Linked DNA regions of Homo sapiens: region 1 is linked to region 2. Evidence: read pairs that join two places in POLR2A ChIA-PET (ENCODE). Cell type or tissue: Panc1. All regions are shown on one strand. Links, peaks and the distances in the headings refer to the core of each region. The heading gives the core; the rest is flanking DNA.

Region 1 (16,732 bases), core at 5,138-13,137, 97 kb before region 2:
GTGGCACAGTTATGGCTCACTACAGCCTTAAACTCGTGGGCTCAAGCAATCCTCCCACCTCACAGGCTCTTGAGTAGCTGGGACCACAGGTGTGTGTCACCACACCCAGCTTATTTTTTTTATTTTTTGTAGAGATTTCTTCTTTGACCTATAGATAATTTAGGAATGTAGTTTTAGGCCAGGTGCAGTGGCTCACGCCTGTAATCCCAGCACTTTGGCAGGCTGAGGCAGGAGGATTGCCTGAGCCCAGGAGTTCAAGACCTGCCTGGGCAATATGGTGAGACGCTATCTCTATTTAATTTTAAATTTAAAAAATAAAAAAGAAATGTAATTTTAATTTTCCAGGTAGTTGGTGTTTTTCTAGGTTTTTCTTTATTATTTTTGTTATTGTTGTTAATGATTTGTAGCTTATTTTTGTTGTGGTTAGAAACCATACTTTGCATGCCATCATCTTTTTTGAAGTATGTTGAAACTTCTCTTGTGGCTGACTATGCAGGGAGTCTTTGAAAAGAATTCAAATTTTTGCCAGGTGCGGTGGCTTACGCCTGTAATCTCAGCACTTTGGAAGGCCAAGGCGGGTGGATCACGAGGTCAGAGGATCGAGACCACCCTGGCCAACGTGGTGAAACCCCGTCTCTACTAAAAATTAAAAAAAAAAAAAAACCGGGGTGGTGGCACGCGCCTGTATTCCCAGCTACTCGGGGGGCTGAGGCAGGAGAATCTTTTGAACCCCGGGAGGCGGAGGTTGCAGTGAGCCAAGATCGCGCCAGTGCACTCCAGCCTGGGCGATAGAGCGAGACTCCGTCTCAAAAAAAAAGAAAAGAAAAAAGAAAAGAATTCAAATTGTGTAGTTGCTAGTTACAGTGTTCTGTATTAGTCATTTTGGTTGGTTGTTAATTGCACCATTCAGATCTTACTGATTTTTGGTTGCTTTTTCTGTCAATTTGCTGAGAGAGATGTGGGTCTCCAACTATTATTATGGCTTTATCTTTTTCTCCTTTTAATTCTGCAAATTTTTGCTTTATGTTTTTGTTTTCTTTTTTTTTTTTTTTAAGACAGAGTCTTACTCAGTTGCCAAGGTGGGAGTGCAGTGGTATGATCATGGCCTACTGCAGCCTTGACCTCCTGGGCTCAAGTGATCCTCCCAGCCTCCCAAGTAGCTGGGACTACAGGCACACACCACCACACCCTGGTTGTTGTTTTTTTGTTTGTTTGTTTGTTTGTTTTGTAGATAATGGGTTTCGCCATGTTGCCCAGACTGGTCTTGAACTCCTGAGCTCAAGCCTCCCAAAATGCTGTAATCATAGGCTTGAGCCGCCATGCCCTGCTGCTTTATGTATTTTGAGGTTACTGGGTACATATAAGTTTATGATTGTGGTACCTTCCTGTTGGATTGATCCCTTCATTAATATTACTTTAATCTCTAATAATCATCCTTGCCATAAATTCTAAATCTTTCTCTGAAATTAGTGTGTCTTTTTTAAGGACTGTGCTTCTTGTTTAATCCAGTCTGACAAAATTCGTCTTTTACTAGAAGAATTTTTTCTACATCGGGGTATCTACTCTTTTGGCTTCCCTGGGTCATACTGGAAGCAGAAGAATTGTCTTGGGCCATACATAAAATACACTAACACGAATGATAGCTGATGAGCTTAAAAAAAAAAAAAAATTGCAAAAAAAATTGCAAAAAAAAAATCTCATCATGTTTTAAGAAAGTTTACAAATTTGTGTCGGGCCATATTCAAAGCCCTCCCTGGGCTGTGAGTTGGACAAGCTTGGTCTATATACTGTAATATAATTATTAATATAGTTGGGTTTATATGTATAATCTTACTGTCATTTGCTATTTGTCCCATCTGGTTTTTTTTCCTATTTCTTGCCTGCTTTTAGATTAAATATTATATTTTCCTTCTAACTTGTTTGATATATGTATATAATTTTGTTGTAATGGTTATCCTAGAAATTACAACTTCCTTCTTTAACTTTTTACAGTATAATACAAACTATTACTATTACTAGTGTCACACAACTGCTAAAATCTTAGAACCTTTAAACCTTATAAGGCATTTCAGTTACTGTTTTGAACTGTCACTATTAACATTTCCTTATACTGTTTACCCCGATATATATATTTTTTATGCCCCAGAACTGAGCGGATGATATTGTTTATTTCTTCCTACATTTCCATGTTTATGATTTAGGATAATTTCCTTCTGTCTGAATAATTCCTTTTAAGTTTCTTTTAGTACAGGCTTGAAGGTGAGATTTTTTTTTTTTTTTTTTTTGCAAATTTTAAAATTTCACCTTTATTTTTGAAGGATAGTTTTGCTGGGCATAGTATTCTAGATTAGCAGTTATTTTCTCTTTGGCCCTTTAACAGTGTTATTCTATTATATTTTGGCTTCTGTTGTTTCTGTTGAGAAATTTGTGAGTCTTACTGTTTTTTGAAGAGCAACTCTTTTTTTTTTCCTATGGCTGCTTTTTTATGATTTTTTTCTCCATCCTTACTTCTTCCCTTCCTTCTCTAGTTTACGGCATCCTGGGTAGAATTTTCTTTTAATATGTCCTGCTTGGTGTTGGCAGAGCGTTCTGAATTTCTAGATTGATTTCTGTCATCAGTTTTTGAAAACTCCCAGTTATTCTTTCTTAGAATATTGCATTTATCAATTTATCTACTTTTCTAGGACTTCTGTTTTATATGTGTGTGTGTATATATATATATATATATATGAGAACTGTGACACACACACACACATTAGACATTGTGAGTGTGCATCACATTTCTCTTAAACCTCTCCCTCTCCTCCTTTCACTACTTTCCCTTTCCCCTTCCTCTCTCTTCCATTCTTTTCCCTTTATGCTTCAGTTTGGGTATTTTTTTATTGATTTGTCTTCTAGTTTACTCATCCTGTATTCTGCTGTGTCTCATTTGCTCTAAGACCAATATATTAAATTCTTCAGATTATGAGACTGATGTGCTGCCGGCTGCACTGAGAGGGCTCTATATTGAGTTCTTAATTTCACATATTGTATTTTTCGGTTCTAGAGTGCTTATTTAATTATTTTTGTAGTTCCTAATCCATTAGTGAAATGTTGCATCTTCAGCAGTTTTGTACATTTCCCCTTCTATTTTCTATTAATCAGGATTACTTTAAATAATTGTCCTTGTGTGTTAACTTCATTTTACAATTATCTGTGAGTCTGATTCTCTTGTCTAGTTTTCTCTTAATTATTGGTCACTTTTTTTATCCCTTTGTATTTTTAGTAATTTTTAAATTGTGTGCCAGACTTTGTATATGAAAGAACCATAGAGGTGCTATGCAGTGTTCCCAGTAGGGATCACATTTTTCTCTGTTGCACAAATTGGTAAGGACCTAATTACCTTCAACCAGACAGGGATTGAGCTATTTTAGGGTTGTCTTAAAGTTTAATAAACTCATTGTTCTTGTCATTTGGCCTTTTTCTTTGTCACTTTTTAAACTGAGAGTCTACTGAGTATCTATCTCCTTGGCCCTGAAGTCTGTGGGAGATTTGTCTCTGTAGAGATTCCCCACATAGCCATTCTGCCTATAGACTGCTTCAAAAATTTGGCAGTCATCTTGGTGGTTGTGGTTCAAAATTCCCAAGGTACAAAAAGAGAGTCTTTCCCACCCTATTTCCATGATATCAAGTGCCCCTTCTCAAAGTACTACCAGTCTCTTTTGTGTCTTTCCAGAGATACTCCCTTAGCCCTTTTCAAGTTCTTCCCCCCCACTGCAGAACCTTCTCATAAAACAAAACTCACATGTGAAAGCCCAGTGTATGAGATAAAGTGTCAGCTGCTGTGGTGGAGTAGGGGGTCCTGACACATCTTCAGTTAAAATAATTCTAAGAGAATTTTATCACAGTATTCTTTGTATCAAAGAAAGGTAGAGCATAATGTAGTCAGCAAACACATGAAAATAGTTATTACTTTCTAAGAAAAGTCTCCATTTTAGCAATTTGAAAATGATTCTGACAAAATCTTTTAATGTGTTTTTCTGCCAAAAATTCAGTAAGAGCATTTTTTGTGTTCTTTTCTAAAAAAGATAAGTTTTTCAGTTATGTGAAACCCATCCAAAATAATTTTGTAGCTTATGATACTTATTATTTAAGCTTGGTTTTATACTGCATATTACGATTTTAATGAGGGTATTTTTAAAATGATTGTGTGTTTGTGTGTCTGTGTATGAGAGAGAGAGAAAGAAAAATCACTGTAACATGTTTCAAAAGAGTCATAGAATTTTTGTCTGGAAGGGACTTAATTTTACAAATAATGCAAGTGAGGCTCCAGATAATTTAAGTAATCTACTCAAGGTCTTATAGATAATTAATGGCAAATTTGAAATTAAAATTCAGACTTTCTGTCTTCAAAATAATGCTTTTTAATTAGGTTTGATAAAGGTATACAAGTATGCTAGTTATTACAGAAATGTTTTGGATCTATAATTATTTCTTAAAATTAGATAAGCTATATTGTAAATGCCTATCAAAACTGTTCTTTGTATTACATTCTTGAGAATATTACCTCAATATTTCAGTTTTCTATTTTTATTTTTTATAGAATTGGAAAATATTTAACTCTTAACAAATGAATTCCCCACTTGAACTCTGCCGAATTCCTGTGCCACCTCCTCCTTTAGAAAACTGATCTTAATACAGGTAAAATTAAGACTTTAACTTTTTAAAGGATAAAGAATAAATTTTCTATATCATTAGACATGTTAGCATTTTTGGTAATCTTTGCTGGATAGCTTCTATTTATTGAGCAGTTTTACCTAACATAATGACATCTTAATTATTGCCTTTGAATTCTATTTTGAAAGTTTTTCCCTTTTATAAATGTGTTTTTTAAAAACCTTTCTGTTATCTAAACTTTATTGAAGAATTGAATTTACTCAGCATAATTGCATTATCCGGCTACATCTAGATCGATGCTGTCCAATAGAACTTCTTTGATGATGGCTATATTCTATATCTGTGCCGTCCAATATAGGAGACTCTAGCCACAAGTAGCTTCCTATTTTAGTCAGTGCAGCTCTGGGCTTTGCCTTAGGAAATTTGGTAATTATACTAATAGTATGTCTTAAATGCCTAAGTTTTAGACTTACACCTTGAAATATCTTCATAGTTGTTGGTCAAGTTTGAAAATTAGCAGTAGCAAAACCATCACTGGCTATTTCATATGTTGTCCTGATAATTGTATAGCTTGGTTTATCCCATAATTTTGATCCACAAGAAACCTTTGAGAGCACTTACCACAGTTAGTTTTGCTCACTGTTGTATCTTTAACATTTTACTTGGTACCTAGCATGTAATTGGTATTCACAGTGCATATTAGTTGAAAGAATGGATGAATAATCTCTGTACTATAAAGGAAAAAAATGCCTCCTAAATTGTTCAAACCATTAAATAATTATATTGATAATATTTCTATAATAATAATAGTAGCAAGCATCCATTGAAGACTTATGTTGTACAGTCACTGTTCTAAGTAAGACCTTACGTGTGTTGATTTATCAGATCTTTAAAAATAAACCTTTGTCATAGCGACATGCATTATTCTCATTTTATAAGTAAGGAATTTGAAGACAGAGATTACTTAAGTAGCTTTCCCAAGGACACATATTATTGTACTTAGAGAGCTTGGACAAAAACTGTGAGTTTTCTTCCCTGCAAGTAGTTCTTTACCTTCTTCAGATCACATTCCAGCAGCTTATTATTTTGTTCATTATGTTGTAGTTAGGGCTTGCTAATAAAGGTTGCCATTACCATCTCTGGTACAGTGGTGCACACTTGTAATCCTAGCTCTAATCCCAAGGCGGGAGGATTGCTTGGGGCCAGGAGTTCAAAACCAGCCTGGGCAATGTAGCAAGAACTCATCTCTAAATAATGGTAATACTATTAATAATAAAAAGGTCATCATTGTCATAGTTATCATAAAGATAGTCATTTTCTGTGATAGCCTCTTTGTTATACATTCTGGAACTAAGGCAGTATGGATCTGAATTAAGCTGCATGCTGGAATATCAGCTTGAGTTCTTTTAAGTATAGTTTTTACCAGGTGATGTAATATACAGTAGGAGAAATGATCTTCAGAATTTTATATTTTATGGTTAGATAAACAGAAAGGTTGCAAGTCCAGGCACTGTAGCGTATGCTGTAATCTCAGCTATTCAGGAGGCTGAGGTGGGAGGATTGTTTGAGCCCAGGAGTTCAAGACCAGCTGGGGCAAGATAGCGAGACCCCATCTCAAAAAATAAAAGATAGCTTGCAGTCTATTTGTAGCTGTGCTCTGTAGATATCTCTATGTACTAAGAGTGCTGTGCCTGGTTAGAAAATACATGTTTGGCCAGGCGCGGTGGCTCACACCTGTAATCCCAGCACTTTGGGAGGCTGAGGCGGGTGGATCACGAGGTCAGGAGATCGAGACCATCCTGGCTAGCACAGTGAATCCCTGTCTCTACTAAAAATACAAAAAATTAGCCAGGCATGGTGGCAGGCGCCTGTAGTCCCAGGTACTCGGGAGGCTGAGGCAGGAGAATGGCGTGAACCTGGGAGACGGAGCTTGCAGTGAGCTGAGATCACGCCACTGCACTCTAGCCTAGGCAACAGAGTGAGACTCTGTCTCAAAAAAAAAAAAAAGAAAAAAAGAAAATATATGTTTACAGAATTTCTCTGTAACCAGTACTATTCTATTTTTCTTTCTTTTTTTTTTTTTTTTTAGTATTTATTGATCATTCTTGGGTGTTTCTCGGAGAGGAGGATTTGGCAGGGTCATAGGACAATAGTGGAGGGAAGGTCAGCAGATAAACATGTGAACAAAGGTCTCTGGTTTTCCTAGGCAGAGGGCCCTGCCACCTTCCGCAGTGTTTGTGTCCCTGGGTAGTTGAGATTAGGGAGTGGTGATGACTCTTAAGGAGTATTCTGCCTTCAAGCATCTGTTTAACAAAGCACAACTTGCACCGCCCTTAATCCATTTAACCCTTAGTGGACACAGCTCATGTTTCAGAGAGCACGGGGTTGGGGGTAAGGTTATAGATTAACAGCATCCCAAGGCAGAAGAATTTTTCCTAGTACAGAACGAAATGGAGTCTCCTATGTCTACTTCTTTCTACACAGACACAATAACAGTCTGATCTCTCTTTTCCCCACATTTCCCCCTTTTCTATTCCACAAAACCGCCATTGTCATCATGGCCCATTCTCAATGAGCTGTTGGGTACACCTCCCAGACGGGGTGGCGGCCGGGCAGAGGGGCTCCTCACTTCCCAGACGGGGCGGCCGGGCAGAGGGGCCCCCCCACCTCCCAGACGGGGTGGCGGCCGGGCAGAGGGGCTCCCCACTTCCCAGACTGGGTGGCTGGGCAGAGGCGCCCCCCACCTCCCAGACGGGGCGGCGGGCGGGGGCTGCCCCCCACCTCCCGGACGGGGCGGCTGGCCGGGCGGGGGCTGCCCCCCAGCTCCCGGACTGGGCGGCTGCCGGGCGGAGACGCTCCTCACTTCCCGGATGGGGCGGCTGCCAGGCGGAGGGGCTCCCCCAGACGGGGCGGCTGCTGGGCGGATGGGCTCCTCACTTCTCAGACGGGGCGGCTGGTCAGAGACGCTCCTCACCTCCCAGACGGGGTGGCGGCGGGGCAGAGACACTCCTCAGTTCCCAGACGGGGTCGCGGCGGGGCAGAGGCACTCTTCACATCTCAGACGGGGCGGTGGGGCAGAGGTGCTCCCCACATCCCAGATGATGGGCGGCCGGGCAGAGACGCTCCTCACTTCCTAGATGGGGTGGCGGCCGGGCAGAGGCTGCAATCTCAGCACTTTGGGAGGCCAAGGCAGGCGGCTGGGAGGTGTAGGTTGTAGCGATCCGAGATCACGCCACTGCACTCCAGCCTGGGCAACATTGAGCATTGAGTGAGCGAGACTCCGTCTGCAATCCCGGCACCTCGGGAGGCCGAGGCTGGCAGACCACTCGCGGTCAGGAGCTGGAGACCAGCCCGGCCAACACGGCGAAACCCTGTCTCCACCAAAAAATACGAAAACCAGTCAGGTGTGGCGGCATGTGCCTGCAATCCCAGGCACTTGGCAGTCTGAGGCAGGAGAATCAGGCAGGGAGGCTGCAGTGAGCCGAGATGGCGGCAGTACAGTCCAGCCTCGGCTCGGCATCAGAGGGAGACTGTGCAAAGGGGAGAGGAGGACCGTGCAAAGGGGAGGGGGAGGGGGAGAGAGACTATTCTATTTTTCAAATGAAGGTACTAAAATATATTTTTAGGATTTTAGAGTTGGAAAATAACTAATCATTGTAGGAAACTGAAGCCCAAAGGGTTTAAATGAGTTGTCTGAGGACATATAAACAGTATGGTTCATTGACTATATATATGTTTTTTAAGTACCCGTCTTACATCCAGAAATCATAGTATCTTTGTTAGCTTTGAATGCATAGTAGTGAGCAATGCAAAAATGTACCCTGTTCTCTTGGAATTTACAATCCAGTGGGGAGATGGACAATTAGTAAGTAATGAGGTCTGATAAAGAAGTTACAAACCCCGAAGTTCTAGGCAGGAAATAAATCTTGTGTTGGAATGGAAAATACTGGGGAATGGAAGAAGAGCTGCTATTTACATAAAGTGGTTCAGAAAGGCTGCTGAGACTTACAAGATCAGAAGGAGCCAGCCACTTAAGTAGCAGGAGCAGGACAGCATTCTAGGCTGGAACAGCCTGCACAGATGTGCTGGAGTTAAGGTGCACGTAAAGCTGTAGAGAAACTCAAAGGAGAGTATGGCCAGAACATAGAAAGCTGTGGGGAGAGTAGTATGAACCATAAGACAGGGACCAGATTGCATAGTGCCTTTTTCAATCATAGATTTCAAAATTATGGCATTAGATTCAAATCTGAGTTCTGCCACTTAAACTGTGTTACCTTGTATAGGTCACACACCCATTTACACTTTAATTTTCTTATCTATTAGATGAGAATAACAAGCTACTTCATAGGACATAGTATCATGGAGATTATATAATGCTTATAGCAAACACTTATGTAATGTTTATCTTGTGATAAGAACTGTTCTAAGTATACAAAAACTATATGAAGTAGGTACCGCTATTCCCAGTTTTGAAATGAGGGACAGCGGGTTTGAGTATAGCTAGTAAGAGGGTACAAGGGTTTAAACATAGCTAGTAAGTGACCTTAACCTTAGGCAACCTTGCTCCAGGGTTTGTGATCAAAATGTGATCCTCAGGATCCTTTAAGGGGGTCCATAAGGTCAAAACTATTTTTCATATTAATATAAAGACAGTATTTGCCATCTTCACTGTCATTCTGTCATAAATATACAGTGAGGTTTTTCTGCAACAGATTGAATGCAGAAGCAATTATGAGGCTGGGCACAGTGGCTCACGCCTGTAATCACAGCGTTTTGGGAGGCTGAGGCAGGTGGATCACTTGAGGTCAGGAGTCCGAGACCAGCCTGGCCAACATGGTGAAACCCCATCTGTACTAAAAATAAAAAAATTAGCCGGATATGGTGGTGCATGCCTGTGATCCCAGCTACTCGGAGGCTGAGGCAGAATTGCTTGAATCTGGGAGGTGGAGGTTGCAGTGAGCTGAGATTTTGCCACTGCACTCCAGCCTGGGCAACAGAGACTTTGTCTCAAAAAAATGAACAAACAAAAAAAAATTATGAGATTCACAAAAAAAAAAAAACAAAAGCAATAACAACAAAATGCTATTCTCAATTTGTTTTTGTTTTAGAAGAACATAATTTTCACCTTAAAATGTTAACATGTAATAGGCTTATTTTCAAATGAATTAATAAATGAACTTTTTTAATGAAAGAAATTCTGAGGCCAAAAAAAGCTGAGAACTGCTGCTGTACACCACTACATTGTGCCACCTGTTGTTAAATCAGATAAAATATAGGAAACACCTGGTACCATGTTTATACTTAATAGGCTCGCTAGTAATTTATTTCCTCACTTTTTTTTTTTTTTTGAGACAGAGTCTCACTCTGTCGCCAGGCTAGAGTGCAGTGGCGCGGTCTCGGCTCACTGCAACCTCTGCCTCCTGGGTTCAAGCAATTCTCTGCCCCAGCCTCCCAAGTAGCTGGGATTACAGGCATCCACCACCACGCCTGGCTAATTGTTTGTATTTTTAGTAGAGACGGGGTTTCACCGTGTTGGCCAGGATGGTCTCGATCTCCTGACCTTGTGATCTGCCCACCTCGGCCTCCCAAAGTGCTGGGATTACAGGCGTGAGCCACTGTGCCCAGCCTATTTCCTCACTTTTAAGACACATTTTTTTTTCACATTTTGATATTTTTAGAAATTGAGGTGTGACTTGTCTGAAGAAACTTTTCAGCGACCAGCCAAGTAAATTGTGAAGTAGTAGTAGTCATCTATACTTGGTATTTCTAGAATTTAACTTTATGTATTCTTTTATTCAGTTAGTTGGTATTAGCGGCACCATGTGGGGTTGAAATATTAATTGGATTTGTGTCCCTAATTGTTGTTTAAAATATCTGCTGTATATCACTGTATGATACAGCTTTGAAATGAACAATTATCTCAGTAGAAGATTGCCTGACCGAAAAAAAGACAACAAAATTGCCAAATCATTCAGTCTCTTATATCAAACCTTGGCAAGGTTAGTGTTACTAATTCATGCATCTGGGACAACATCTACTTGTCAAAAATTTCTGGACGATATTTGAAGAAGGTATTTAACTTCCATTTGGTATTTAGTTTTCCAAGTAAAATTATAAAGTTTAACTTAGAAAACAGAAATCTCAGGTTTTGTTATGGCCAGAAATAACACTGTCAGTGCTGAAGGTGCTCAAAATCAACAGATGATTGGATGCCTGCTATATGCCTGTCACTTGGGATACAGTGCCTGTCCCTGTAAAGTACAGATTCCAGTAGAAAAGACAGACATTAAGTAAACAAATAACGTTAATTACAGATTATGCTAAATGCTATGAAGAAAATGGGCAGAGTAATGGGGTTGGAGGGAGGAGGAAGGTAGAGGTAGCTGATTAAAGTATATAGGGAAAGGTTCTATAAGGAGGTGATACATGAACTGAGTCTATTCCAGCCATATACAGAGCTGGGAGAGAATGCCAGGTGTCAGGTACAAAGACCAAAGGTGGCCAGAAACATAAAGGATAATTTTTAAAAAGTGGCATGTGGTTCTGTGGAAGACCTTATACGCTTGTCTTTTAGTTAAGCTTTTTTTTTTTAATCAACAATTTGCAAGTCTTTTTCTTTTTTTTAATTATACTTTAAGTTTTAGAGTACATGTGCACAACATGCAGGTTTGTTACGTATGTATACATGTGCCATGTTGGTGTACTGCACCCACTAACTCATCATTTAACATTAGGTATATCTCCTAATGCTATCCCTCCCCTCTCCCCCTACCCCACAACAGGCCCCGGTGTGTGATGTTCCCCTTCCTGTGTCGATGTGTTTTCATTGTTCCAATTCCCACCTATGAGTGAGAACATGTGGTGTTTGGTTTTTTGTCCTTGCGATAGTTTGCTGAGAATGATGGTTTCCAGCTTCTTCCATGTCCCTACAAAGGACATGAACTCATCCTTTTTTATGGCTGCATAGTATTCCATAGTGTATATGTGCCACATTTTCTTAATCTAGTCTATCATTGATGGACATTTGGGTTGGTTCCAAGTCTTTGCTGTTGTGAATAGTGCCGCAGTAAACATACATGTGAATGTGTCTTTATAGCAGCATGGTTTATATTCCTTTGGGTATATACCCAGCAATAGGATGGCTGGGTCAAATGGTATTTCTAGTTCTAGATCCCTGAGGAATCGCCACACTGACTTCCACAATGGTTGAACTAGTTTACAGTCCCACCAACAGTGTAAAAGTGTTCCTATTTCTCCACATCCTCTCCAGTACCTGTTGTTTCCTGACTTTGTAATGATCGCCATTCTAACTGGTGTAAGATGGTATCTCATTGTGGTTTTGATTTGCATTACTCTGATGGCCAGTGATGATGAGCATTTTTTCATGTGTCTTTTGGCTGCATAAATGTCTTCTTTTGAGAAGTGTCTGTTCATATTCTTTGCCCACTTTTTGATGGGGTTGTTTGTTTTTTTCTTGTAAATTTGTTTGAGTTCATTGTAGATTCTGGATATTAGCCCTTTGTCAGATGGGAAGATTGCAAAAATTTTCTCTCATTCTGTAGGTTGCCTGTTCACTCTGATGGTAGTTTCTTTTGCTGTGCAGAAGCTCTTTAGTTTAATTAGATCCCATTTGTCAATTTTGGCTTTTGTTGCCATTACTTTTGGTGTTTTAGACATGAAGTCCTTGCCCATGCCTATGTCCTGAATGGTATTGCCTAGGTTTTCTTCTAGGGTTTTTATGGTTTTAGGTCTAACATTTAAGTCTTTAATCCATCTTGAATTAATTTTTGTATAAGGTATAAGGAAGGCATCCAGATTCAGCTTTCTACTTATGGCTAGCCAGTTTTCCCAGCACCATTTATTAAATAAAGAATCCTTTCCCCATTTCTTGTTTTTGTCAGGTTTGTCAAAGATCAGATAGTTGTAGATATGTGGCATTATTTCTGAGGGCTCTGTTCTGTTCCATTGGTCTATATCTCTCTTTTGGTACCAGTACCATGCTGTTTTGGTTACTGTAGCCTTGTAGTATAGTTTGAAGTCAGGTAGTGTGATGCCTCCAGCTTTGTTCTTTTGGCTTAGGATTGACTTGGCAATGCGGGCTCTTTTTTGGTTCCATGTGAACTTTAAAGTAGTTTTTTCCAATTCTGTGAAGAAGGTCATTGGTAGCTTGATGGGGATGGCAATGAATGTATAAATTACCTTGGGCAGTATGGCCATTTTCACGATATTGATTCTTCCTACCCATGAGCATGGAATGTTCTTCCATTTTTTTATGCCCTCTTTTATTTCATTGAGCAGTGGTTTGTAGTTCTTGAAGAAGTCCTTCACATGTCTTGTAAGTTGGATTCCTAGATATTTTATTCTCTTTGAAGCAATTGTGAATGGGAGTTCACTCATGATTTGGCTCTGTTTGTCTGTTATTGGTGTATAAGAATGCTTGTGATTTTTGCACATTGATTTTGTATCCTGAGACTTTGCTGAAGTTGCTTATCAGCTTAAGGAGATTTTGGGCAGAGACGATGGGGTTTTCTAGATATACAATCATGTCATCTGCAAACAGGGACAATTTGACTTCCTCTTTTCCTAGTTGAATACCCTTTATTTCTTTCTCTTGCCTGATTGCCCTGGCCAGAACTTCCAACACTATGTTGAATAGGAGTGGTGAGAGAGGGCATCCCTATCTTGTGCCAGTTTTCAAAGGGAATGCTTCCAGTTTTTGTCCATTCAGTATGATATTGGCTGTGGGTTTGTCATAGATAGCTCTTATTATTTTGAGATATGTTCCATCAGTATCTAATTTATTGAGAGTTTTTAGCATGAAGGGTTGTTGAATTTTGTCAAAGGCCTTTTCTGCATCTATTGAGATAATCATGTGGTTTTTGTCTTTGGTTCTGTTTATATGCTGGATTACTTTTATTGATTTGCGTTTGTTGAACCAGCCTTGCATCCCAGGGATGAAGCCCACTTGATCATGGTGGATAAGCTTTTTGATGTGTTGCTGGATTCGGTTTGCCAGTATTTTATTGAGGATTTTTGCATTGATGTTCACATCAGGGATATTGGTCTAAAATTTTCTTTTTTTGTTGTGTCTCTGCCAGGCTTTGGTATCAGGATGATGCTGGCCTCATAAAATGAGTTAGGGAGGATTCCCTCTTTTTCTGTTGATTGGAATAGTTTTAGAAGGAATGGTACCAGCTCCTCCTTATACCTCTGGTAGAATTTGGCTGTGAATCCATTTAGTCCTGGACTCTTTTTGATTGGTAAGCTATTAATTATTGCCTCAATTTCAGAGCCTGTTATTGGTCAATTCAGAGATTCAGCTTCTTCCTGGTTTAGTCTTGGGAGGGTATATGTGTCCAGGAATTTATCCATTTCTTCTAGATTTTCTAGTTTGTTTGTGTAGAGGTGTTTATAATATTCTCTGATGGTAGTTTGTATTTCTGTGGGATCGGTGGTGATATCCCCTTTATCATTTTTTATTGCATCTATTTGGAGGCACCCCCCCAGTAGGGACAGACTGACACCTCACACGGCCGGGTACTCCTCTGAGACAAAACTTCCAGAGGAACGATCAGGCAGCAACATTTGCTGTTCACCAATATCCGCTGTTCTGCAGCCTCCACTGCTGATATCCAGGCAAACAGGGTCTGGAGTGGACCTCCGGCAAACTCCAACAGACCTGCAGCTGAGGGTCCTGACTATTAGAAGGAAAATTAACTAACAGAAAGGACATCCACACCAAAACCCCATCTGAACGTCACCATCATCAAAGACCAAAGGTAGATAAAACCACAAAGATGGGGAAAAAACAGAGCAGAAAAACTGAAAATTCTAAAAATCAGAGCACCTCTCCTCCTCCAAAGGAACGCAGCTCCTCACCAGCAATGGAACAAAGCTGGACGGAGAATGACTTTGATGAGTTGAGAGAAGAAGGCTTCAGACGATCAGACTACTCCGAGCTAAAGGAGGAAGTTCGAACCCGTGGCAAAGAAGTTAAAAACCTTGAAAAAAGATTAGATGAATGGCTAACTAGAATAACCAATGCAGAGAAGTCCTTAAAGGACCTGATGGAGCTGAAAACCACGGCACGAGAACGACGTGACGAATGCACAAGCCTCAGTAGCCGATTCAATCAACTGGAAGAAAGGGTATCAGTGATGGAAGATGAAATGAATGAAATGAAGCGAAAAGAGAAGTTTAGAGAAAAAAGAATAAAAAGAAACGAACAAAGCCTCCAAGAAATATGGGACTATATGAAAAGACCAAATCTACGTCTGATTGGTGTACCTGAAAGTGACGGGGAGAATGGAACCAAGTTGGAAAACACTCTGCAGGAGATTATCCAGGAGAACTTCCCCAATCTAGCAAGGCAGGCCAACATTCAAATTCAGGAAATACAGAGAACGCCACAAAGATACTCCTCAAGAGGAGCAACTCCAAGACACATAATTGTCAGATTCACCAAAGTTGAAATGAAGGAAAAAATGTGAAGGACAGCCAGAGAGAAAGGTCGGGTTGCCCACAAAGGGAAGCCCATCAGACTAACAGCGGATCTCTCAGCAGAAACTCTACAAGCCAGAAGAGAGTGGGGGCCAATATTCAACATTCTTAAAGAAAAGAATTTTCAACCCAGAATTTCATATCCAGCCAAACTAAGCTTCATAAGTGAAGGAGAAATAAAATACAGACAAGCGAATGCTGAGAGATTTTGTCACCACCAGGCCTGCCCTAAAAGAGCTCCTGAAGGAAGCAGTAAACATGGAAAGGAACAACCGGTACCAGCCACTGCAAAAACATGCCAAATTGTAAAGACCATTGAGGCTAGGAAGAAACTGCATCAACTAACGAGCAAAATAACCAGCTAACATCATAATGACAGGATCAAATTCACACATAACAATATTAACCTTAAATGTAAATGGGCTAAATCCTCCAATTAAAAGACATAGACTGGCAAATTGGATAAAGAGTCAAGACCCATCAGTGTGCTGTATTCAGGAGACCCATCTCATGTGCAGAGACACACATAGGCTCAAAATAAAGGGATGGAGGAAGATCTACCCAGCAAATGGAAAACAAAAAAAAGCAGGGGTTGCAATCCTAGTTTCTGATAAAACAGACTTTAAACCAACAAAGATCAGAAGAGACAAAGAAGGCCATTACATAATGGTAAAGGGATCAATTCAACAAGAAGAGCTAACTATCCTAAATATATATGCACCCAAAACAGAAGCACCCAGATTTAGTTAAGCTTTTTGTTTTCTTTTTCATAAAATATTATTTCATATTGTCTTTTAAAGTACTTAATAAATTACTGTCTTAAAACTAGTAGTATTTTTATAGAGTTGGGAAATATGTGTTATGATTATAATTAATACCACTATATTTCTCTATTTAAAGGTATTTCATTTTTAGTCATTTTTTTAAGTGGTATGGGTGGAAACTATAGATATTTAATGTGCTAAATTTGTGGTTATAGGAAAGATCAAATAGGAATTTAAAATAGTAATTTAGCCTGGAGATGGTACTTTTTTTTTTTTTTTAAACTAGAGGATGGTCATCAGGATTACTTGAGGGACTTTTCCAAAATAAATATTCTGGACCCTATATCAGACAGGGATTCTGATAAAGTATATATCAAATTAAAAGATTTGTGTTGCTTTTTAAAAAGTATTTGGCTTGGCTGGGTGCAGTGGCTCATGCCTGTAATTTCAGCACTTTGAGAGGCCGAGATGGGAAGAGTGCTTGAGCCCAGGAGTGAGACCAATCTGGGCAACATAGGAAAACCCGCTCTCTATATACAACAAAAAAAATTGGGCTGGGTGCCGTCGCTTACACCTGTAATCCCAGCACTTTGGGAGGCCGAGGCGGGCAGATCACGAGGTCAGGAGATCGAGACCATACCGGCTAACATGGTGAAACCCCATCTCTACTAAAAATACAAAAAAATTAGCCGGGCGTGGTGGCGGGCGCCTGTAGTCCCAGCTACTTGGGAGGCTGAGGCAGGAGAATGGCGTGAACCCGGGAGGCGGAGCTTGCAGTGAGCCGAGATCGCGCCACTGCACTCCAGTCTGGG
Region 2 (16,732 bases), core at 3,477-11,476:
CTATTTTTATTCTTTATTACCAAGGAAAATAAACAGATGGCCAATAAGCATATGAAAATATGCTCAATATCATATCATTAGGGAATTGCAAATTAAAACAAAATGAGATACCACTATACACCTATTAGAATAGCCAAAATCCAAAACACGAATACCACCAAATACTGATTAGGATGTGGAGCAGCAAGAACTCATTTATCTCTAGTTAATGCAAAATGGTGCAGCCCCATGAAAAACAGCTGTGCTGCTGCTTATGAAACTCAACATACTCTAACTATATAATCCAGTAGTTATGTTTCTTAGTATTTACCCAAATGAGTTGAATACTTATGTCCACACAAAAACCTGCAGGTGGACCTTTATAGCAATTTCATTCACAATGGCCAAAACTTGGAAGCAACAAAGAGGTCGTTCAGTAGATGAATGGATGAACAAACTGGCACATCCTGACCATGGAGTATTCAGCACTTAAATAAAAAAGAGCTATCAAGCCATGAACAAGATATGAAAGGACCTTAAAAGTATGTTACTAAGTGAAATAAGCCAATCTGAAAAGGCTACATACTGTATGATTCCAACTATATGACATTCTGGAAAATGCAAAACTGTGGAGACAGTAAAAAGACTAGTGTAAAGTCTATTTTATAAGAAACCAGCACTTTCCTTCAAATGACACCATAAAAAGAGTGTAAAGACAAGCCACAGCGTAAAGAAGATATTTTTTCTGAGAAGAAACCTGTAAAAAAATGTTCAGTGTCATTAATGATTAAGGAAATACAAATTTAAGACGCCTCTCTTCAGTTTATACCCATTGTTTGACAAAGATTAAGGAGTTTGGATAAAACCAAGCGTTGGTGGAAATACAGATCACTAGGAAAGCTTAATAAGGAGGATGAGCACACACTTTGGAAAGTTTGACACCATTTTCTAATAAATCCATTAAGTATTGACAAAAATTACATATATTTAAATGAAAACAACTTTCAATAACTTAATGAGGAGGGCATTGTTTTCTATTTTTAATGTCTGGCTTCATTGAAGGCAACTGGATTTTCTTCTTCACGCATTCCATTAGTCAATATGGTAACTTGTTATCACATCATGTCGTCTCTGGCATACCTCACTGTACACTCTTGTTTGAGAGTCAAAAGTTAATTAATGTCTTAGTATTATTACGAAGTAATTTTGACCTCAGGGATCCTAGCAACCCTCAGGCCACATGTTGGAAATTGCTGTGATAGAAAGTAGGATACTAGAAATGAATGTTCACTGTGTTGTAGGTAGCAGTTGATATTTAAAGAGGAGATTGAAGAATGTCAGTTAAGTCAGGATCTGTGAAGAAAGCTTTTTTTTTTGATACTTTATCACTTTATCACCGAGGCTGGAGTGCAGTGGCACAATCTCTGCTCACCGCAACCTCTGCCTCCCAGGTTCAAGCAATTCTTCTGCCTCAGCCTCCTGAGTAGCTGGAACTACAGGCATGTGCCCCCATGCCCGGCTAATTTTTTGTATTTTCAGTAGAGACGAGGTTTCACTGTGTTAGCCAGGATGCTCTCAATCTCCTGACCTCGTGATCACCTGGCTCAGCCTCCCAAAGTGCTGGGATTACAGGTGTGAGCCACTGCGCCCGGCCAAGAAAGCTTCTACCATAAAACAGCTGTTTAAATCTCAACCTCAACAATTGTACTTTTCATCTTTGCTTCAGAAAATAAATATAACCAAAAAACTCCCTTTAGTCCTCCCTTCCCAGGGACAACTGTTACTAGGAATTGAATGCATATCCCTCTAATCTGGGGTTTTGCTATGGTTTTGTATTTTTACATAGATGTCTGTGTATCTTTGAATAGCATGTTAAAACTTATATAAACAGTTTCATAGCCTGTTTTCTTTACTATGTATTTCCAAATATTTTATATATAAATATAGTTAAATCTTTATGCAAGGCTATGAGGGGTACAAATCTTAAGTTTTTTTGTTAAAATTTTTTTCTGTTAATTTTGTTCTTTTTTCCTAAATGTATATTGCATTTTTTTCTTTCAGAATCATTGAAAAATGGCTCTGCTACAGGTGGTGGAAATAAAGTTTATTCTTTTCAGAATAGAAAACACTCTGAAAAGATGGCTAAATTAGGTATGTTGCTTTTCTGATTTCTATAACTATTACTCATCTTTCCTAAGGTAGATTTAACCACATTCCCCATGATTATTATACCACTACATTTCCTAAAAGAATGAAGAGAGATTCCCTATGGTTTAGGGAATAATGAGACGTTCCCTAAAAGAAGGATGTTATATTAAGCACAATTAAGTTCATTTGTTTTTTTCATGCTCAGATGTCTTCTGTTTTCAGCTAGATTATAAGCTTCTTGTAGTATGTGCACAGTCTTTGTTTTTCTTTAGTCCTCTCCAAAATATGTAGCTTAGTTTCTTTTTTTTTTTTTTTAAAGGTGGAGTCTCACTCTGTTGCCCAAGCTGGAGTGCAGTGGTGCAATCTCGGCTCACTGCAACCTCCACCTCCTGGGTTCAAGCAATTCTCCTGCCTCAGCCTCCTGAGTAGCTGAGACTACAGGTGTGCTCCACCACACCCGGCTAATTTTTTTGTATTTTTAGTAGAGAAGGGGTTTCACCATGTTGGCCAGGTTGGTCTCAAACTCCAAACCTCAAGTGATCCACCCACCTCGGCTTCCCAAAGTGCTGGGATTACAGGCATGAGTCACCATGCCCGGCCATAGCTTAGTTTCTTCACAAATTTTTTTGAAGTAACAAGTGAGAATCACATAGAGATATTCTGAATTGATTAATAAATAAGAGTTTTGCTGGGCATGGTTGCTCACGGCTGTAATCCCAGCACTTTGGGAAGCTGAGGCAGGAGGCAGGCAGATCCCTTGAGGTCAAGAGTTTGAGACCAGCCTGGCTAACATGGTAAAACCCCGTCTCTACTAAAAATACGAAAAATGAGCCAGGCGTGGTGGCACGTGCCTGTAGTCCTAGCTATCCAGGAGGCTGAGGCAGGAGAATCACTTGAACCTGGGAGGCAGAGGTTGCAGTGAGCCGAGATTGTGCCATTGCACTCCAGCCTGGGTGACAGAACAAGACTCCATCTCAAAAAACAAACAAACAAAAAAACCCAGAGTTTTACCCTGTATATGGAAAAATGTTGTTTATATTACAGAAAAATGCTTATATAAAGTTATTAGTAATGGTCTTCTAACATTTTTCTTACTTGAGTTACCACCTATACCAATTAACACTTCAGTTGCTGATTTTCAGAGAACTAAGCTGTAATAAATTACATATAACCTTAAAATTAAACTGTCAATTATTTTTCAAAATTCAGGCCAGGCATGGTAGCTCATGCCTGTAATCTCAGCACTTTGGGTGGCCAAGACAGGAGGATCGCTTGAGGCCAGTAGTTCAGTACCAGCCTGGGCAACATAGCGAAACCCTGTCTCTACAGAAAATTTAAAAATTAGGCTGGGTGCAGTGGCTCACGCCTGTAATCCCAGCACTTTGGGAGGCCGAGGCAGGTGGATCACAAGGTCAGAAGATCGAGACCATCCTGGCTAACACAGTGAAACCCCGTCTCTACTAAAAATACAAAAAAAAAAATTAGCCAGGCGTGGTGGCGGGCGACTGTAGTCCCAGCTACTCGGGAGGTTGAGGCAGGAGAATGGCGTGAACCCGGGAGGCGGAGCTTGCAGTGAGCCGAGATCGCGCCACTGCACTCCAGCCTGGGCGACAGAGCGAGACTCAGTCTCAAAAAAAAAAAGAAAATTAAAAAATTAGCCAGGCATGGTGGTACATGCCTATAGTCCCAGCTACTTGGGAGGCTGAAGCAGGAGGATGACTTGAGCCTAGGGGTTCAAGGTTGCAGTGAGCCATGATCACACCACTACACTCCAGCCTGGGTGACAGAGTGAAACCCTGTCTCAAAAAAACAAAAACAAAAAAATCAGATGGCACTGTATTTCGATCTTGTGGTATGAGGGGGTCATCATTTTTGAAAGCAGTAAGGAAGGGAAATAATATATGTGAAAGCACTTTGAAAATTATAAAGGTATATAAATACAAAGTTTGGAAATACCAAAAAGTCAGGAACAAAAGTATAATAATTATCCACCTGGTAAATGTAATAGTTGAAAAAGAGGGCTTATAACGTATAATTATAAAACACCTATGGATATTTCTTCAGTGGTTTGTTTTTATTCAATCACTGTAGCCAATGACACATGTAAACATTCAAGGTCAAGTAAAAATAAAATATGTTAAATGTTGACACTGATGAGGAATATATGAGAAGTAATTATAAAACCTGTATTTCTGAATATAAGTTAATCAGTTGCCAAAATCAGTTTAGTTTTTCTAAAATGTGTAACATTAAATACATTACTGATTTTGAACATAACATGGTACATACAATAATTTACATTAATTGATGTGTTTCTTAGTATTTATTATCTACATCAAGAAATTAAGTTTTTTTGGTTGGTCGCGGTGGCTCGCTCCTGTAATCCCAGCACTTTGGGAGGCCGAGGTAGGTGGATCACTTGAGGTCAGGAGTTCAAGACCAGCCTGGCCAACATGGTGAAACCCAGCTCTACTAAAAATACAAAAATTAGCTGGGTGTGGTGGCACACACCTGTAATTCTGGCTACCTGGGAGGCTGAGGCAGGAGAATCACTTGAACCCAGAACGTGGAGGTTGCAGTGAGCCAAGATTGCACCACTGCACTCCAGCCTGGGTGACAGAAAGAGACTCCATCTGAAAAAACAAGAAATTAAGTTTTTAAATCTATAAAAATGACTGAATCCTGTATAGGAGCACTGAGAAACCAGAGAAGAAATGCTGATGTAATAATTAGAAAGATAAAGTAGACAGCAAGACCAAAATGAAACCCTAGGACAATGGTGCAGGACAAAGAAATACCACTGGAGAAAGAGGAGAATTATTATTGTAAAGTGAAATAGAACTCACAGGAGTAATCAAGTAGTAGTTCTCCATTTGGAGAATTAGCATGCTCATAACTTAAAGATGATAATGTGTTGTATTTGTAAGCACTGCATAAAACTGGAATATTATCCTCATTCTGCGCATTTCTGTCATCATATCTGAAAGAAATACACATTTTAAAGTCATGAGAAGATAGTTTTATAGATATTTCGTCTTTATTATTATGACCATGAAATTTCAGGAACGCAGTTTAACAGACTGATCAGACTTTCTATAATCTTTGTTTAGTTATGATGCTCTTTAATGAATTTCATTGACTCATTAAGTATTGTTGCTAATTGTGTTTACATCTAAATATATCAGTAAAATAGAATGCCTTAATATTTAATAAATAACATGATCTGCCAGAAAATCATATGTTATTCTGAGTATAAATGATGATTTTGTCCAGGCATGGTAGCTCACACCTATAATCCCAACACTTTGAGAGGAAAAGGTAAGAGGATCACTTAAGCCCAGGAGTTTGAGACCAGCCCGTGCAACCTAGTGAGACCTTGTCTCTATAAAAAAAAATTAAAAAAAAAAATAGATTTTCATATAATTGGGCTAACCAAGATATAGGGCTAGAAATAGACTATAAGTTAGATAGGAAGGCTTTGTAAAATACAGAGAATGTATCTAGAGTAAGAAAATAAATGTAAACAAAAGAGCAAAAGTAGAAGTACCAGGTAGAGAAGAAAGTGAGGAGTTCAGTCAGGCTGGAGAAATAAATGGGTAAATTAAAAATAGATTGAGATCCAGCAATCCCACTACTAGATATATACCCAAAGGGTATGAAATGAGTATGTCGAAGAGATATCTGCACTCCCGTGTTCATTGCAGTATTATTTTGCAATATCCAGGATATGGAATCAAGCTAAATGTTCATCAACAGAGGAGCAGATAAATATAAATGAGGTAAAAGAAAATAAGTATCTTTTTAAAAAAATTAGAAAATAGATTGGTTAGATAGGACCAGATAATAGACTAATCTAAAGCTATCATTAGACAGAGACCAGTTTATTGTGTAAAATACAATACAGATGAATTAATAGAATAATGAATATAAAGATACAAAATTTATGCCCTATTTTTTTTTGCAAGCCCACAAATAATATCATAATTTTTTTTAAGGGTCTCACTGTATTGCCCCGGCTGGAACGTGTGGTGTAATCTTGGCTTGCTGCAACTTCCATGTCCTAGGCTCAAGCAATTTTCCTGCCTCAGCTTCCTTTCCTCAGTGTCCCTTTAGCTCGGGCTAAAGTCACACGCCACCACACCTGGCTAATTTTTCTATTCTTTTGTAGAGACAGGGTTTCTTCATGTTGCCCAGTCTGGTCTCGAACTCCTAGACTCAAGTGATCCACCCACCTCGGTCTCCCAAAGTGCTGGGATTATAGGCTTGAGCCACCATGTCCAGGTCTAATTTTCTATTAATAGAGTCAACAGCCATGCCATTACATTTCATTTAATATCATCAAAAACAAATATGACATAGGAGCAAGAAAAGAATAAAAACTGTACACATGCATTGAAAGTGTGCATGTAGATGATTAATACAGAGCAAAGGTCAGCCAGCTTTTTCTGTAAAGGGCCAGACAGTAAATATTTTCAGCTCTGTGAGCTAGACAGTCTCTGTTGTGACTACTGAACTTGGCTGTTGTAGCTGAAAAGCAGCCACAGACAATACGTATGGATGGTGTGGCTACATAAAGCTGTACTTAAAACAAGTGGAAAGGCTGGGTTTGGCCCCATAGACTTATAGCTTGCTGACCCCTGACATAAAGAAACACTGTAACTTTTTGCCATTCATAGTCATAACTAAACACAAAGTTATGTGTTAAATAGTGATTCACCGCTGGGCGTGGTGACTCATGCTTGTAATCTTAGCACTTTGAGAGGCCGAGGCGGGAGGAGAACTTGAGGCCAGGAGTTTGAAACCAGCCTGAGCAACATAGGAAGACCCAGTCTCTACAAAAATTTAAAAATTAGCTAGGCATAGTGGCGCACGCCTGTGGTCTCAGCTATTTGGGAGTTTGAGGTGGGAGGATTGCTTGGGCCCAGGAGGTCAAGGCTGCAGTGAGCCATGATCACGCCAGTGTACTCCTGGGCGACAGGTACTTGTACTAGGCATTGTGCCTGGTGCTTATTAGACATGTTGAGTCATCCAAGAGGTGTTGGAATGTCTGCCTATCTCTGTGTGCTCACAAAAATGACTATCTTAGCCGGGCGCGGTGGCTCACACCTGTAATCCCAGCACTTTGGGAGGCCAAGGCAGGCAGATCACGAGGTCAGGAGTTTGAGACTAGCCTGGCCAGCATGGTGAAACCCCCGCTCTACTAAAAATACAAAAAATTAGGTGGGCATGATGGCACACATGTGTAATCCCAGCTACTCAGGAGGCTGAGGCTGGATAACTGCTTGAACCTGGGAGGCAGAGGGTGCAGTGAGCTGAGATCGCACCACTGCACTCCAGCCTGGGCGACAGAGCAAGACTCTATCTCAAAAAAAAAGAGACTATCTTGTTCTTAATCCTCTTCAATTCTTCCTTTTTATTCTTTTCTCCCTGGCTCCTTTGTAGTTTAATAGTTATTTAAAATCAGGTGGAGCATTTTTATGTTTCAGTATAACACCAAAATGATCTCAGCTAAGTTGCTTTTGTTGCTTCTTTTCATATGAAGTTTTTTCCCTATCCTGTGAATCAGCCTTTAATCCAAAAATGACATAAAGAGAAGAGCAAGGACTGAGCCTTAAGTATGCCTAGAATGTTGAGGAGGCTGAGGACAGTGAAGAAGAGATGAAATAACCACAACCAGTAGCTTGGGAACCAGGATAATGTCATAAGACTCAAATGGAGGAATTAATATCAAGGGAAGATTAAAAAAAAAAAAAAAACTTAGTGAATCATATAGAAGACCGAAGGGATTAAGGAAGAAGAAGCAGCCAATTCATTTGTAGAGATTGTTATGAGTATTTTGGGTCAGTTTCAAGACTGGAGGATAAAAATGGGGGCAGGTTAGAAAGGTTTAGGAGCCAGTAAAATGGCTTTCACTTGTACAAATTTAACTACACCTTCTCCATTTAGAGAAAAAAAGCAAAAAAGCAGTTAATTTGGTATGTGCCCTTTTTCTCAGTGAACAGTGTCCCAGTGTGAGAGTTAACTTGGAAAAGGTAAATCTGTTTCTTCATTTGGGTTCATTTTCCACATGCCTCTCATGGTGTGAGTGTGAGAGCATCATTAAAGATAACACTTATATTTTTTTATTTAAAATGGCCTCTATTATAAGTGATTTGGTCTTTGGTCTTTAGAAAAAAAAAGCGAGAGAAAGAAAATTGTTAAAGTAAAAATAAAATGGCCCCTAAACAAAAGACCACTATTCCATTTATTCTCGGTTGAAGAAATGGCCATCTGTTCAACACTCTATTTTATGTATTATTTATATGTATTATAGACTTTTTGGCACAAAATAAACTGTTCACACTTTATGGAAGATTTAAAAGATTTTAAAGTATAATTTTAACTCTGCACAGTTTTCACTTGATTTTAGATCTCACTTTCTGGCCCTTCTTTCTCACCCCCCATCAAAGATGTGCCTCAACTATATATGGTAAGAAATGAAAGGAACATAAGTGGTTGATGGAGAGGAGAGTATGGTAATTAGAGAAAGCAGCAAGGTCAAAGTTAGTTATTTGTATTTTCTTTTAAAGAAATCTGTGGGTAATATGAAGGAAAATTTGAAGATTCTGGGAAGACAGCTAATAAAGGTGAAAGCAGTATTACTCCTAATATGGGTAGGATTATTTTTCTGATAAAAGTAACAGAGGTTTTTAAAGAATTTTTGTAAGCGTAATAAGGTTATTTCCCTCTTTATCTACTGTTGTCCTTTAAAAGGTTTTTATATATTTCTTTGTTTACAGCTTCAGAACTAGCAAAAACACCACAAAAAAGTGTTTCATTCAGTTTGAAGAATGATCCTGAGATTACGATAAACGTTCCTCAAAGTAGCAAGGGTAAGACATTACATTAGTTCTTTGAAAAGAATTTTCATAGTTGCTTCAAGATAGAGCATGTTACTTTTTTCCTTGTTTGTGAATTTTTATATATATTTTCTTCTTTTCTGAAAATTCATTCAACAAAATGCAATTAATATTTCAACTCATGTACCTTAGTATACCCGTGTTTAGCAGTCAGTAAGAGGGAAAAATATCTGTGCTAACTGAAGTTGTGCAAATTGACAGGGTTAACCAGAAATAGTCTTTAAGTCCTGTTGTCATGTGCTTGAGTTAGCCAATTATTTATAGAAGATTTGGCTTTGGGAAATACTATATGAAATAAGGCGTTTGGAGTTTGGAAGTCTTACAGATTGTGGAGCAGCTGTTTTTGAATGATCCATTCTAACTAGATTAAAAAGTGTACATTTCGTTGCTCTTTATTTATATTTTTGTTTTTGTTTTTGAACACCAATGTCACTTGCCGACATTTCTGTTTTTTTCATTTTTTAGAGACAGGGTCTCGCTATGTTGCCCAGGCTGAAGTGCATTGGCTATTCACAGGCACAATTACAGCACACTATTAAAGCCTTGAATTCCTGGGCTCAAGTGATCCTCTAGCCTCAGCCTCTCGTGTAACAGGGCCTATAAGCACACCGCATTGTGTCTGGCTCCATTGTACTTTTTTTTTTTTCTTTTTTTTTGAGAAGGAGTCTCGCTTTTCACCCAGGCTGGAGTGCTGGAGTGCTGGAGTGCAGTGGTGTGATCTTGGCTCATTGCAACCTCTGCCTTCTGGGTTCAAGCAATTCTCCTGCCTCAGACTCCTGAATAACTGGGATTACAGGTACCTGCCAACATGCCCAGCTAATTTTTGCATTTTTAGTAGAAATGGGGTTTCACCCTGTTGGTCAGGCTGTTTTCTAACTCCTGACCTCAAGCGATCCTCCTGCCTTGGCCTCCCAAAGTGCTGGGATTACGGGCGTGAGCCACCGCTCCTGGACAGTTGTACTTTTCAATAATCAAAATTTAAAAGGGCTCCGTTTTTCTTGTTAGAATGCTACAGAAATGCAGGAAGTAGCTGTTAAAAATGTGAGTAATCATGAAACTAATAGTGATAATCCTCCGGTGGAGATGGAATTAATTTATAATTCAGTAATAATGTGGTGGCTTCTATGTAGAAGCTGCAACTTTGCTTTTTTTTTTTTTTTTTAATTTTTAATTTTTTGAATAGACACAGGATCACGCTATGATGCTCAGGTTGGTCTTGAACTCCTGGCCTCAAGCAATCTTCCTGCCTTGCCTCCCAAAGTGCTGGGATTACAGATGTGAGCCACCATGCCTGGCAAACTTTACTTTTAATGAAACTAGACCACAATGAAAAGTGAAGTGTCCGTAGTAAGTCATGGCTTTTTGTTTCATTCTTTAGGCCATTCTGCTTCAGACAAGGTTCAACCGAAGGTAAGCAATTGACTAAAAAGCAAAAGCCTTAGTGTTACAAAGTAAGACATGATGAAAAATTGCCAGAAATTCAATGAAAAAATTGATCTCTTAATTTATATAGTGCTTTGTAATTTACAGATATTTGGCAGTTAAATACCTAACTTATAGGTGGAGAATTTGAGGTTCAGAGAGGTAAAGTGACTTGTGTGAGTTCACTTGACTAGGAAGGAGAACAGCTAGAAAATGAAGCCAGGCCTCCCAGACCCAACTGTTGTGCTTTTTCTGCTGTGTGTAGCTGGCCTGAAAATGTTTGGGGTTTTGCTTTTATGTATCATGTTCTGTTTCTTTTGCAGGGGGAAGAGGGCAGTGTTGTGCAGTTTGATCCCAAGATGCATTAGATCCATTACTCTATATTTTTATCTCCTCCTTTGTGGGGTTTTTTCTTTGTTTGTTTGTTTGTTTTTGAGACGGAGTCTTACTCTGTCGCCCAGGCTGGAGTGCAGTGGCGTGGTCTCGGCTCACTGCAACCTCCACCTTCCAGGTTCAAGTGATTCTTACACCTCAGCCTCCTGAGTAGCTGGGATTACAGGTGTGCACCACCACGCCTGGCTAATTTTTGTATTTTTAGTAGAGGCAAGGCTTCACCATGTTGGCCAGGCCGGTCTTGAACTCCTGACCTCAAGTGATCCATCCACCTGGGCCTCTCAAAGTACTGGGATTTCAGGTGTGAGCCACCACGCCTGGCCTCCTTTGTGTTTTTGTGGTATAATTTTCTCATTATGCCTTTTCAAGTGGTGAGTGTTCCATGAAAGGGCCATATATGCAAAGCATCCCCCAAATGCCAAAGGAGCCAAGAAACCAAAGGACAAGGCAGACAAGTTTAGTTTGTCTGTAAAGGGTATTTTATTAGAGACAGAAGCATGGTCTTGGGCAGCCACAAGACAGGTAGCTCTCTGCAGTGTTACTCCCCAGACCCACGGCTTACCTACCATAAGGAAAGGGTATACATGTTCCAGCAAGATAATTAAAGGCAACCCTCTTTAATTGTCAAGAGGGCAAGAATGCTATATGCATTGTAGCCAGTAATTTGTGTGATAATATCAAGGTTGACATGTTCTTTCACAGAAGGCAGTACATAAAGTAGGAATCAGGAGGCATTCATGAGACTGGGGCTAATCAGAAGTTAACGTGATGGATTAGCATCCAAGATGGAGTAACTTTTGTCTCCACAGTCAGTATAGACATTTAAGGCCATGGTTATGGCCTGTGCAGGAATGTCCTATTTAGACAAGTCTAGGTATGGGATTAGACATGCCAGACTTTCATTTGTCTTTAATAATGCTTTTTTCTTATGTCTTGTGTGTTCTATCACTATAAAAGGAAAAAAACTCATTGCCATAATCTAATCAAGAATTTAGATTATTCTTTCTCAAGTTATAGATTATAACCCATTAGAAGATATTGTCAACTCTCCCAAAAAACCAGAAAAACCTGTTGATGAAACAAAGCTACCTATCACAATAAGAGACAACATCGTTGTGACAGAATCTTAGTGTACTGTCTTAGAAAAGCAAGTTCAAGAGAAAATATGTATCGGGCTTGGGGATCCTGGGCTCAAGTGGCTTAAAGCAGGTTTTTCAAAATGGTAAACTGATTGGGATTGGGCAAAGTTAGGGACATGATATTTTAGGATTGGTAGACACAGTGAAGATCGTGTCTTAAAGTGTATCTTGATAACTAAACTGTTGATAAGATAAGCTGTTTGCCCTAGGAGTAATCTGTTGTCCTGATAGGGAGAACAGTTTGCCCAAATGAGCAAACTGTCAAGAGAGATTAGTTTGCAGAAATGTTCTATAGCAAGTAGGAAAAAATTATTTATTAGTCTTGTCTTTTTGAGCAGGAATTTTCTGCAGTGGTTATTTTGACACAGGTGTTGTGAATTCTCAGACTTAAGCTGTGTAGATATATATAAGTTATCTCAATACTCAATCTTGAAATCAGTTTAATAGGACATAAACTGCATTTTTAACAAATGAAGTAGAACAGAATTTTAAATTTCTGTTTTATAATTTTTTTTAGTTATATATACACGTGTACTGGGTCAAGATGACAAAATGTAAAAATTTTTGAGGATCTTGATCAAAAAATTTGAGACATACTGTAATTCCATTGGTAAGGGATTAGCTCAGTTATTAGAGTACTATTCTTTTTTTTTTTTTTTCCCCCTGAGGAAGAGTTTCATTGTGTTGTCCAGGCTGGAGTCCAATAACGTGATCTCGGCTCACCGCAACCTCCACCTCCCAGGTTCAAGCAGTTGTCCTGCCTCAACCTCTCGAGTAGCTGGGATTACAGGCATGCACCAGCACGCCCGGCTAATTTTGTATTTTTAGTAGAGACGGGATTTCTCCATGTTGGTCAGGCTGGTCTCAAACTCCCGACCTCAGGTGATCTGCCCGCCTTGGCCTCCCAAAATGCTGGGATTACACAGGCATGAGCCACTGTGCCCGGCCTAGAGTACTATTCTTAAAATCAAATCAGATTTTAATGACACCAGCAATCTATCACAAGACAATAAACTTAAATTTTTTTGTCATATTGTCATGTTGACAAAATCACAGGGTACTTTAACTTTTTTATCAGTACTATTAGAAATTTACAGGTATATAACAGTGGATGTTTTAATGTGCTAACAATTTATGGTATTAAAGTATTCTATAAAAAAACAGACTTTGTACTCCTACAAAAAGTTACAATTTTTTAAATACAGAAAGTAAGAAAGTGTAAATCTCTCCTTCTCTCCTCAAAGAATGTAATACTTTAACACCAGTAAATTTCTAGCACATTAAAAGGCCCATTGCCATATACATAGGGGTGCCCGTTCCCTTTCATACTTATGATTGCTACATAATACTATCTTTTAAAAAAATACTCCATTGGGCCGGGCGCTGTGGCTCACACCCATAATCCCAGTACTTTGGGAGGTTAAGGTGGGCGGTTCACTTGAGGTCAGGAGTTTTGAGACCAGCCTGGCCAACATGGTGAGACCCTGTCTCTGCTAAAAATACAAAAATTAGCTGGGTGTGGTGGCACGTGCCTATAATCACAGCTACTTGGGAGTCTGAGGCAGGAGAATGGTTTGAACCCATTTGTCATAATCTTCTAGTTCTAGGAACTAAGCTCATCTAGTTCTAATGCAGTCTATTGAAAGCAAAATATTTTTCTTTTTTTCTAGCCTCTTTCACTCAGATCAGTCATTAATTTCCATGTTATTATTTAATGCTTTTTCTATTTCTAAACAGAACAATGACAAAAGTGAATTTCTGTCAACAGCACCTCGTAGTCTAAGAAAAAGATTAATAGGTACGTATTTGTTTTTACATGACTTTTTATAAAAAGTAGCATCTAAACAAGAGGCAATAATAGTTAAGTATATAGGTTCTAGACTTAGACTGCTTGGTGTTTTGAATCTTTGGCTTTTAGTTGCAACACTTAGCACCATGTCTTTCACATTGTAGTCAGTGTATATTGAAGTCAGCTAAAAGGTCTTTCCAATGAAATAACATGCCTTTTAATTGTTTTGAGACAGTTTGGAAATTATTCTATTGATTTATTTGGAAATTTTATAATGAAATAATATTAAATATTCATAGTTGTACTGAATGCTAAACAAAGTCAAGTAAACAGACATGGCTTCTGCCTTCTAGGAAATTAAAAATCGTTTCAGATTTTTGAATATTGAACTTTGAGGCAAATGACTGGACCTTTATATATCAGGAAGATGTCAACACCTTTCATAATGTTGACCCTTGACAATAATAGTATTAGTCAACATTGTTAAATTCAGCCTAACATCAGGGCTTCATACTTCATAGCCCTTTCTTTTCAAGGTATGGATTTCATAGAGTTGTTAAAACTGTATTTTTAATCACCATAAAATTGGTAATGCTAAATGATTTGGTATATTAAAGCAGTAAAAGATCTGTATAGTTGTGATTGTTATTTCATGTCAACTATATCCCATGTCTTATGTTTTCTCCTCATCCCAAATATGGGTTGTTTTTTAGAGAGAAGGTGAACTTCCCTCTTCCTTCTTAATCACCACAAAACATATATACCTACATGGAGGAAGCATACATGTAAAGAAGGTAGAGATACTTTCTGGTACCTGCCACCACTTCTAACTGTGCATGTACCACGAGCAGCAGTCAATGCACACCTGAATCTGCTGAGCTATATATGCCCACAAAATCAAGCCTTTTTTTTTCTTTTTTTTTTTAATATCTACATTTGTTACATGCTGACTTGGGATAATCCTCTGCAGTATATCTGTTGTTCAGAATAAATATGCTGATTTGTTTAAGTTTTTTCACTCATATTTTGGAAGTTAGCTTTTAAAAACAGTTTTATGCCTGTTTAGTGTGAAACTGGCTTTATTCTTATTTGATAAATGTAAAACTAGCTATATTATTTCTGGGGAGTTGTAGGGATGAGGTTGTGGTTTGTTTAAAAAGACAATTCTTGAATCAACTCTGGGATGGTGTATGTGTATGTATTAGTAATAATTATAATCATAAGTACCATTTATTGAGTGCTATATTAGTTAGTATGACGTTTTCAGTAGGCAGCAACAGAAAATTCTATAATGGTAGTTTAAGCCATAGACATTTAAGTATCTCACATCAAAACAAGTATGGAGATGCAAGTTCCATGGTTGATGTGACTTAACAGTATCATTAAGGACCCAGATTCTTCCTATCTTTTACTCTGCCACCAGCATTTTTCATCTTTAGGTTTGATACTTCATATTGCAAAATGGCTTTCATAGCTTTAAACGATGGGTATAAATAGGGGCTTTTCTTCCGTAATTGAGGAAAATCCTTCTCAGAAGCTGCCAGCTATTTTCCCTCAATTCACTGGTCAAGGGGTCACATAGTCAACCATAGTTGGAGCAGAGGCTGGGAAAGCAGGTACCTTGAAGAGGAAAAAGGCAGTTACCATGATTCATCCCCTAGGATGGGGCATATTGCCATATTTTGCAAAATTGGAGTTCTGTTAGCAAGGAAGAGGGAAGGAGAACGGTGTTAGGTATGATTAACAATTTCTATCACAGTTCCTGTGTGTCAGGAATTATTAGTGGCTTTATATACATTTCAATGTAATCTTCCTAATGGTTTATTAAACTATGTACTATTAATTTGATAAATAAACTGGTGCTGAGAGAATTTGTTAATTAGCTCTGGTGAAATCATGAGCAGGTAATGACAAAACCAGAATTCAGACTCTTACTACAGAGCCCCCACTCTTTGCTTTACCCCACAATGCCTCTCTTGTCAAACCATGAAATTGTCCAAATTGCTATTTTTCCCCCCACAGTTCCAAGGTCTCATTCTGACAGTGAAAGCGAATATTCTGCTTCCAACTCAGAGGATGATGAAGGGGTTGCACAGGAACATGAAGAGGACACTAATGCAGTCATATTCAGCCAAAAGATTCAAGCTCAGAATAGAGTAGTTTCAGCTCCTGTTGGCAAAGAAACACCTTCTAAGAGAATGAAAAGAGATAAAACAGTAAGTGAAGAGAGAGACTTTAACCTTAAAGAAAAATTGTGTAATATTTCAAAGATAGGCTACCCTAAGAGATCCACATCTCTCAAAATAATATTTTTTCTTCACTTTTCTATATTTTCTCAGCCTTCCACATAAATTCCCACATATATTTGTTTCTACTTCTGGGCTTTCTTTTCTGGCCTGTCTACATATTCATGAATTAATACCATAGTATATGCTAAATAGTATATGCTAAAAGTGACATCTCAATTCCACTGTATAAAAATGAACTTTTTAGGCTGGGCACAGTGGCTCATGCCTGTAATCCCAGCACTTTGGGAGGCCAAGGCGGGTGGATCACCTGAGGTCAGGAGTTCGAGACCAGCCTGGCCAACATGGTGAAACCCTGTCTCTACTAAAAACACAAAAATTAGCCAGGTGTGGTGATGTGTGCCTGTAATCCCAGCTACGCGGGAGGCTGAAGCAGGAGAATTGCTGGAACCCAGGAGGCAGAGGCTGTAGTGAGCCGAGATCATGCCATTGTACTAGCCTGGGCAATAAGAACGAAACTCCGTCTCAAAAATAAATAAATAAATTTTTAAATAAGCTATGGGATTAGAATAAAAAATAACAAAAATAAAAAATGAACTTTTAAGTAAATATTGATTGGACAATTGGAGGCATGAGTTCTCAGTGTATCTTGTTTTTGTACCATTGTCAATGTATTCAAGTCAGTGTAATGAATGATGTGGCTAGGGACCCATGTTG

What was found. ChIA-PET counts read pairs that join two places held together with the same protein. Peaks named below come from ENCODE experiments on the same cell type or tissue, not always from the same donor. Only the 100,000 strongest peaks of a DNase experiment are listed, where the experiment ranks them.
Region 1: POLR2A ChIA-PET joins it to region 2 with 11 read pairs; 6 of 35 experiments call an interaction of 5 or more read pairs at or near these places.

What each region holds. Positions count from the first base shown.
Region 1 is chr2:201,033,444-201,050,175 of GRCh38, reverse strand. HYCC2 (hyccin PI4KA lipid kinase complex subunit 2) reads left to right here. Exons shown (of 13, transcript NM_001321623.1): 2 at 4,583-4,680. Among named protein-coding and RNA genes, the nearest start is that of HYCC2, 30 kb to the left of the region's middle. RefSeq lists enhancers at 6,484-6,996, 6,997-7,508. In Panc1, for the core only: no CTCF peak of the experiment used is centred there; no DNase peak of the experiment used is centred there.
Region 2 is chr2:200,934,952-200,951,683 of GRCh38, reverse strand. It overlaps ORC2 (origin recognition complex subunit 2), which reads left to right. Exons shown (of 18, transcript NM_006190.5): 5 at 2,041-2,130; 6 at 8,907-8,999; 7 at 10,405-10,436; 8 at 13,718-13,778; 9 at 15,792-15,985. Among named protein-coding and RNA genes, the nearest start is that of ORC2, 20 kb to the left of the region's middle. RefSeq lists an enhancer at 16,075-16,576. In Panc1, for the core only: no CTCF peak of the experiment used is centred there; a DNase peak (open chromatin) is centred at 6,713; H3K27ac peaks cover 1,243 bases.